Linked DNA regions of Homo sapiens: all the other regions are linked to region 3. The links are chromatin contacts, found by Hi-C or POLR2A ChIA-PET in ENCODE. All regions are on one chromosome and are shown on one strand. Each heading gives the region's core, a stretch centred on a gene start or an enhancer-like site at or near the end of the contact. The rest is flanking DNA. Distances are from core to core; before and after follow the strand shown.

Region 1 (2,859 bases), core at 46-2,545, 810 kb after region 3:
CCATTGCCCCTTTTCAGGTCACTGTGTCCAACATCCCAATAGGCCAGTATAGTCTACTTAAAAGCCAAGTTCTTAACTGACCAACTCTAGTTGAGATAGAATGGTTTCTAATTCAGGTTCTTTTCGTGATTTTAATCCCATGTCTCTCTTATGAGCAGGTGCAAACTACTTTAGCGCCTTGATCTTTTCCACTTTCCATTGACCAATTTCCAAATTATTAGTTACCTCAATCTTAGTTTTCTTTATGGATTAGTTGTTTTGTAGCCAGTACAAAGCTGATTTGCATAAGCAGTGAGCTGCTGCTAATTCTCTATACATATATTGAGATTAATGTCTTTGTAGGACTGACTGAAAAGTGAATCAATGAACTTACATTTCATATTATAATTATGAGAACCATCAAGAAAGTAACATTAAAATAATGCTGGATATAGTAATGAGTTTGGTACTATGTTATTCATATAACCAGAACTTCATTTAACTTCACTAGTACTGAAAACCAAAGTGAGTTCCTTAATAACCAGCGAAAATTTTGGAAACTCATTCTGCAATCCTGTGTGTCAGAAAATAAAACTTTTGAAAGATGTAAAGAAATCCTAGAAGTAACATGCACGTTTAATCGCAAGCTCATGAAAGTCGGCTAGAATGCAGAAATGCCAACAAATTTAATTGCTAAAAAGCTGAATTTGCAACTTGATTTACTATTTCAACTCTGTGGTGACATGAGCATTCATCTTCCCGCCAATGGGACTTTTTTTCTTTTGGCAGAGGTTGCAGAGAGATGGAGTCCCCATCTCCGCACTCAGCCTGGTGCGAGCTCGTGCGCCTGTGCCCGCGCTTCTCGCCGTCTCTAGAGACTAACCACCGGCATCTTAAGCAGCTTCGGAAGGAGTGCCCGGGCTGGGTTAGAGATGGCGGGCAGGTGGCAGGGAAAATCTACAGAAATGTTACCCCAAGCCATGTGCTTTGGCCCCATGAAGCGCTAAGGTGTGGTTCTCTAGGGTGTGGGTGCTGTGTGTGGAGTTGGGGAGCAGGGGTCAGGGGGCAGTAAGTGTGGGGAGCTGACCGGCGCCTCACCTTGCCGGGGACCCCGCGGTGGTCCGTGCTGCCCTGCCAGAAGCGCCTGCTGTAGTTGGTGATGTATCCGACCAGCTTGTCCTGATAGGGGAAATCCACCTTCCAGATCAGGGACCCGTAACCAAAAACCCACATCTTCTCGCGGCTCCTCTGCCCCAGTGGCCGTGAACCCTAGCTGTCGCCGCGCCGCCGGGGACTGAAGCCTCCGGTAAGCGAGTAACCGGCCGCGCGGGGCGCAGGCGCGATGGCCACTTGGGGCGCAAAGCGCACTGGGAGTTTAGATCCAGAAAGATTTTCCGAGCGGATCTCAGTCAGCTTTATTTTATTTCCTTGATTAGGGTGTCAAGAGGCATTGACCTTCGGTGTAGTAAGCAATGGATTCTTTTGCAGCATCCGTAAATCACCCTAACCTACCTTTAGTGCCCGTGTGCAGAAAACTACAATACCCACAATGCTTTTTGGAGCTATTTGGCTCTGAAATTGGAACTGGGCTTATTTCTAACGGGGCCGAGGAAGGAGAAAAGAGCAGGAGTCGTCACTCGTGTCCAGATACGGAGGCGGTGTACCAGCACCGCAGGTAGCAAAGCACCTAGAAACACGTTTTGTTCTGCTTTGGAAATTAGATTTTTGCCTATATAACAGCAGCCAGAGGAATGTAATTCATATTTGATTTTATGTCCTGAAAAAAAAGTCTTTTGCCTTTCAAATAAAAGCAGAAAGTTTACAATAGAAGTTTACGCTTGTGAAAGAGTAGCTGTCATTTCAATGGGAATTGTTTATATATTTAAATTTTACACAAATTTATTCATCTTTAGTATTATCATTGGCTTGTTCACAAAAGAGCAGGCAAATGTTCTTAACTTGGGGCCCCTGTAAAGGCTTTGGAAACGAGCTGGGGAACCTGAATTTGTATACAAAATTTGGGGTGTACACTTTTCTAGGGGGAAACTACAGCTTTCATGAGTTTCTCCAAGGGGTCAAGGATCCTAAAATTTTTTGAAGATCTGCTCATTAGAGCTCTTGCTGCAAAATATTGTTTAGGAAATTCGCTTGGACTATCATGGCTGTGTCTCTGTGTGTGAAAACAGAAACCTTACCAAGTGATTGTTCTTTCTTGAAGATTTTTATACCATGATCTTGAATGCTAAAACACTCAGATTCAAGGGGTATTATTTGTTTTCTTATAAAGAAATCAGCAGGAAGCTGCTACCAGACAAACAAACAAAAAAAAAAGCAAGTCTTTTCCTATTTTCTCTAAGTTGTGGTTTCAAATTGCCTGATATGGTTGCTAACCCTTCTTTTTTGAAAAATTTTGAATACACAGAAAACTCAGATAAAAAGAGTGTAATGACCAATACCTTTCATCTAGATCCAGTAATTACCATTTTGCACAGTTGCTGTACTTCCTTTTTACTTTATTTATACTTTTAAATGGAGAACATTTGAAGTTGCTTGTGTTATGACATTTTACTGCCACATACTCTACATGTGTCTCATAAGAATAAGGACATTCATCCTAGAACAAGTTCCCTAAAAAAAAAGAATAAGGGCATTCTCCTAATAACTGTGATGCCATTATCACATCTGAGAAAATTAACAATAGTTATGTAATCAAATAAGTATTCCATATCCAAACTGCTTCATAGAGTCACTAACAAGAAATTGTGTCTTCGAGAGAGTCACATGAGAGCTATACTGGACTCTGACTGGAGGGGAACTTGAAGTGAGCATTGGAGGGAGGTGATGATGTGGGCAAGAACTCTGTTAAGAACTTTCTGGGCT
Region 2 (2,706 bases), core at 69-2,568, 580 kb after region 3:
AGGAATCTTATTCTCTTAGAACCAACTATGCCTAGAATAGCCGTTTGTACATTGTGAGTCTTTTTTTTTTTGGGTGGTGGGGACAGAGTTTCGCTCTTGTTGCCCGGGCTGGAGTGCAGTGGCACAATCTAGGCTGACTGCCATCTCCACCTCCCAGGTTCAAGCAATTCTCCTGCCTCAGCCTCCCATGTAGCTGGGATTACAGACATCCACCACCAAGCCCAGCTAATTTTTTGTAATTTTGGTAGACACAGGGTTTCACCACGTTGGCCAGGCTGGTGTCAAACTCCTGATTTCAGGTGATCCGCCCGCCTCGGCCTCCCCACGTGCTGGGATTATAGGCGTGAACGACCGTGCCCAGCCCATTGTGGGTCTTTAGTGTTAAATATAAAAACGCTTTGGAAATATGTGGGAAGTTACACCCTACAAAATTTACATAAGTAAAAAATTAATAGTATTGAGGCCAGGCGAGCTGGCTCACACCTGTAATCTTAGCACTTTGGGAGGCCGAGGCAGACAGATCACTTGAGGTCAGGAGTTTGAGACCAGCCTGGCCAACATGATGAAACCTTGTCTCTACTAAAAATAAAAAAATTAGCTGGAAATCCCTGGAACCCAGGAGGCGGAGGTTGCAGTGAGCTGAGATCATGCCACTACATTCCAGCCTGGGCAACAGAAAGAGACTCTGTCTCAAAAATAAATAAATAAATAAATAAATAAATAAAAAATAAATAAATAAATAAAAAATAATAGCATTGAATTAATTGTGTCTAGAATTAAAGAAGATATTTTAAGTTTAATTATTTCATGCACTAGAAAATGAAGAAATGTGATGATTTATGCATTGAGAAAAACACCAAGGTCACTGTAGATATGGATGTTTTATACATGCTGAAATCTTTTCTCTGATGTAACTTGAGATTAAAGAAGAGACTAAAGTAGCTATTTGGACATTTCTCTATTTAGAGGAACCAATTTTTTTTCTCAAACAGATATCTTCATCTCACAACTGAAAGTCATAATGGGATAGATGGGCAGGACAGAGCAGTTCTCTGAGAGAAGAGCTGCAGCTAGAGTTTAGCAACTATGAGAGACAGAACATGCACTAAAGATACGACCTTCAGATAACAAAGATTCTTAAAATTTCTTTTGAATATTCTTTATGTCTTCTTTTCATGAGACACTGACGCAAAAACAGAAAGACACTCTTGTCATAGCGGTGTTGAAAACATATATATAAAGAACTGTCACATGGTATACCAACTCAAATTCAGAATATAACGGAAACGCTACATGACAGACCATCTTACACTATCAGCCCAACATAACCACTCTTCCTGTTTTGTTTGATGGGGGAAGTTATAATGTAATGCCAGAGGTATATTTTATGTGTGTGTATTAGGCTGTGGAAGATTGGTTGACTGGCTTTTGGTCACTGAGTTTCAGATATTCAGTTCTAGAATAATTTGGGAATAAAATTGCTATCCTATAGTAGTTTTGAGCTATTAAGAACTATTTGGTTGAAGGTCTGATATCTTATTCCATTTTTAACTGCTACTCAACACAAGATTTTCCTTTTGAAGTAGGTCTTGGTAGAGGTTGAAGCATTTCCACGATATAATTTCGAATTATTGCCTCTCATAGTCCACCCCAGCATGACCTCTTTCCTGCCAGTTTCCTCTTTTTTTTTTTTTTTTTTCTGAGTCTTACTCTGTCACCCAGGCTGGAGGGCAGTGGTGCAATCTTGGTTCTCTGCAACCTCCACCTCCTGGGTTCAAGTGATTCTCCTGCCTCAGCCTCCCGAGTAGCTGGGACTACAGGCACGTGCCACCATGCCTGGCTAATATTTTGTTTTTTTTCGTTTTTTTTTTTTTTTTTTTTTTTGAGACGGAGTCTTGCTCTGTTACCCAGGCTAGAGTGCAGGGGCGCGATCTCTGCTCACTGCAAGCTCCGCCTCCTGGGTTCAGGCCATTCTCCTGCCTCAGCCTTCCGAGTAGCTGGGGCTACAGGCGCCTGCCACCACGCCCAGCTAATTTTTTGTATTTTTAGTAGAGAAGGGTTTTCACCGTGTTAGCCAGGATGGTCTCGATCTCCTGACCTCGGGATCCGCCCGCCTTGGACTCCCAAAGTGCTGGGATTACAGGCGTGAGCCACTACGCCCAGCCGCCTGGCTAATATTTTGTACGATTTTTAGTAGAGACGGGGTTTCACTGTGTTAGCCAGGATGGTCTCAACTTCTTGACCTGGTGATCCACCCTCCTCGGCCTCCCAAAGCGCTGGGATTACAGGCGTGAACCACCGTGCCTGGCCCAGTTTCCTATATTATACATCCTCTTTCCCAAATTATTTTCTTCCTTACTTTACAAATTCTCAACTTTCTACTTTTTTTCTCTGAACTTCCACGTCTTTTCCACAACCCTCTACTCCCAACTGAGGGTGTTGCCTACTTCTCCGGGAAAATAGAGACTACCAGAAATAGCTTATCTTTTGATTCCCAAATCTTTTTTTTTTTCATCCTTTTTTTTCCCTCACTCTGTCGCTCAGGCTGGAGTGCAGTGGCATGATCTTGGCTTACTGCATCCTCTGCCTCCCAGGTTCAAGCGATTCTTGTGCCTCAGCCTCCCGAGGAGCTGAGACTACAGATGCCCACCACCACACCCAGCTAATTTTGTATTTTTAGTAGAGATGGGGTTTCGCCACGTTGGC
Region 3 (2,768 bases), core at 164-2,663:
TCCACCTCTCTCCCTATCCCTGCTACCATAACCTAAACTGTACCAAAGTCTGGGCCCTGCTTTAACCACTCATCCAACCATGTTTCTCGTACTACAGGTTAATTCCTGTCTCAGGAGAAAAGACCAGGTTCCCATGACTGCCTAGGCAGAGGCATGTTGAGACCCAGCCTCTCAAATGTCTGTACACATTTCTCCTCTCCTTTTGGTTGAGAAGTTTGTGGACAGATTCAAAGGAGTTCCCGATACATCGAAACTGAGCCTTCACGCCACTGAGTCACTGCTTAATTGCATCATAACAGATGTTCAGCTGCAGGTATTTCATCCAGCAGCTAAAAATCCAGAGCCTTTGCAATTGCTACCAGTGGGTCTACATCCACGTCTCTGTGTACAAAAGAATCCTGATATGTCAACGCTCAATATCACCTGAATTTAAGCTATGGCTCAAGTTAAATGCCCTTAGGCAATTTTACCTTAGTTACTTTTACCAAATACCGTATCCACAAGTGGGTGGACGTCAGTTTTGTCCTTCGAGATATGCAGATGCATTACTCATCCCTCCAATGTTACGCTCTTGCAACATCAATGATAAGCAAATTAGCAGACTGTTATCTTTTTAATGGAAGAATTTACTCATCAATAGCAAAAGCTTTATCAGAAATTGACATTATTGAATCCTCTGGAGTTGCAGAAAAGAAAATAAAAAGAAATTGATATTGGGAAAACCTGACTGGTTTCTTTCAGCTGTGTATTGTATTGCTAGGTTAGGTGTGACACTTAACACCTGTGAATGTGGCTGAATCTCCAAGAATGATCAAATACACAACGCTCTGGATTTAAAACAAAACAAAAAAAACCTCAAAATCTACCCATGTGCTGATGGATGTATACACTATGCCTTCCTACGTGTCTCCACCTATTTAGACGAAGCACACGCCTTGAATTCACAGAAATGTTGAAAACGGCCCCCTCTTGCTGCAGAAGTTCACCATCACCCATTTTCTTACTTGCTGGCTAAATGAGGCTGCCACCTCAAGTCATCTTTCTGGTCCTCAGGTTCCTCAATCCACAAAGCAGTTATGATACCACCTAGCACACAGGGTGACTGAAGGGATAAATAATATGTTCATGAAGGTACCTGGTTTATGCCTGGTTCATGCTGGAAAGCCCCCACACACTTTTTCAAAAAGTCATGTTTGATGCAGGAGAAAGAAGTCAGTGGTTTAACTAACTACATCACAGGCATCAGTAGACACATGAGCAAAGTGGTGGAAGGGTGTGACCTGCAATTCCAAACCAGACTGCACTGATCGAGCTCTCATGGGATCACTGATTCCCCACGTGCCTGACATGAGCATGACCCATTCTAAACACAGGCCTGCACCCTGTGACTCAAGTGCTGCAGCTTATCAGCAACTGATGGGCTTTCTGACCCTGGGTGAGAAGACCTGACCTCCAAAGGCAGGAGGAAGGAAACCACATGATAAAAATCATCACTCTGAGGGGAGGATGCTTTCTGCGCAGCTAGGGCTAAGGAAGTTGTTTCAAAACAGACTCAAGAAACGTGTAGGCTGCTGCTAGGAGACTTGGGTCCAACTGCTCCCTCCAGATCCTGCCACACCTAAATGATCCCAAGAAGATAACTATCTCGGAGAAGCAGTGTGAGGTAATGGTTTAATGCTAGGGCGTGGTCAACAGCCAGGTGCAAAGGCCGGCTCCGCCACACTAATAACTGTATGGCATTCTCTCCAAGCCTTGCTTTCCTCATCTGTAAACAGAGATAACGCCTGACCCTATCTCTAGCATTCTTCTGATTGTGAAATTAGATAATGTATGTCATAAATAGCACAGTCTGGTACATAAGTGTCCAATAAATGTTGGCTATTGTTACTGGAAAGGTGTCTGTTTCCTTCATTAGACCAGTTGAGGGGACCTGAGAACAAAGACAACCCCAACATTTGTGTCCCCCCACAAAAATTTCTTAGATTTAATTATGAGTTTGTATTTTCCATACGGGGTTCATGCACATTATTCTAACTGATTCTCACAGCAACCCCAGAGGAGAAGGGAGGGCTGGTGTTCTGTTTTGCAGGTGTACAAAGCACCCCCCTCCCATAAATACATCCATTCAAATCCCATTAGAAAAACAGGATCCGTTTTCCTGTCTCTTGACTTGTTTGTGAGCTTCCTGAGGGCAGAGATAGAAATTACACCCCTGTGGCCCTAGTGCCTGAGCAAAGAGCCGCAGGCAGAGGCCCTCCATAAGGCTGAATATTAAAAAGGGGTTGAGTCATACTAAGAATCATAATTATTCTAATGACCATGTCTCCTAGTAGTCCAAAAGGAGTTCTGTTTCTAACGCAGAAAACCTTAGCAAATGAGTTACACTGTGAATTCCCGCTGAGGGAGGAGGAACAAAGACAGAGGATCCCAAATCAACTGCTGAATCACCGAGTCAGGGGTCCCCAACCCCCAGGTCACAGACCGGTATTGGTCCTGGCCCGTGACCTATTAGGAACCGGCCACACAGCAGGAGGTGAGTGGTGGATGGGAAGCATTACTGCCTGAGCTCTGCCTCCTGTCAGATCAGCAGCAGCATTCTCACAGGAGCCAAACCCTATCATGAACTGTGCATGCAAAGGATCTAGGTTACCACTCCTTAATAAGAATCTAATGCCTGATGATCTGAGGTGGAAGAGTTTCATCACGAAACCAACTCCCCATTTCCTCCACCCTATCTGTGGAAAAATTGTCTTCTACAAAACCAGTCC

Evidence for each region. Hi-C counts contacts between places; a loop is a spot of excess contacts on that map. ChIA-PET counts read pairs that join two places held with the same protein, here RNA polymerase II (POLR2A). Pooled maps may share reads with other maps.
Region 1: a pooled map shows a loop between it and region 3 (4-fold over the local background). The contact joins the promoter of CHAC2 here to the enhancer-like site in region 3. A Hi-C loop is called at or near these places in 3 of 37 single-sample maps with no recorded cell type and 8 of 50 pooled maps. POLR2A ChIA-PET finds 5 or more read pairs at or near these places in 1 of 52 experiments (activated T-cell).
Region 2: a loop to region 3 is called in a pooled map, with 6 times the contacts of the local background. The contact joins two enhancer-like sites. A Hi-C loop is called at or near these places in 4 of 50 pooled maps. POLR2A ChIA-PET finds 5 or more read pairs at or near these places in 2 of 52 experiments (CD8-positive, alpha-beta memory T cell and activated naive CD8-positive, alpha-beta T cell).

Annotation. Positions count from the first base shown.
Region 1 is chr2:53,766,240-53,769,098 of GRCh38, reverse strand. CHAC2 (ChaC glutathione specific gamma-glutamylcyclotransferase 2) reads right to left here and starts at 1,295. Exons shown (of 3, transcript NM_001008708.4): 1 at 1,078-1,295. The coding sequence starts at 1,212. The region is part of intron 1 of ASB3 (ankyrin repeat and SOCS box containing 3); the gene reads left to right. The region is part of intron 1 of GPR75-ASB3 (GPR75-ASB3 readthrough); the gene reads left to right. RefSeq lists enhancers at 764-953, 974-1,323.
Region 2 is chr2:53,993,508-53,996,213 of GRCh38, reverse strand. It overlaps a transcript of ACYP2 not described here. Among named protein-coding and RNA genes, the nearest start is that of PSME4, 24 kb to the right of the region's middle. Within about 2 kb of position 1,318, at least 5 of the 41 ENCODE cell types and tissues checked have a DNase peak (open chromatin) inside an H3K27ac peak, as active enhancers do.
Region 3 is chr2:54,573,241-54,576,008 of GRCh38, reverse strand. The region is part of intron 2 of SPTBN1 (spectrin beta, non-erythrocytic 1); the gene reads right to left. Among named protein-coding and RNA genes, the nearest start is that of SPTBN1-AS1, 16 kb to the right of the region's middle. RefSeq lists silencers at 1,222-1,281, 1,352-1,511. Within about 2 kb of position 1,413, at least 22 of the 41 ENCODE cell types and tissues checked have a DNase peak (open chromatin) inside an H3K27ac peak, as active enhancers do.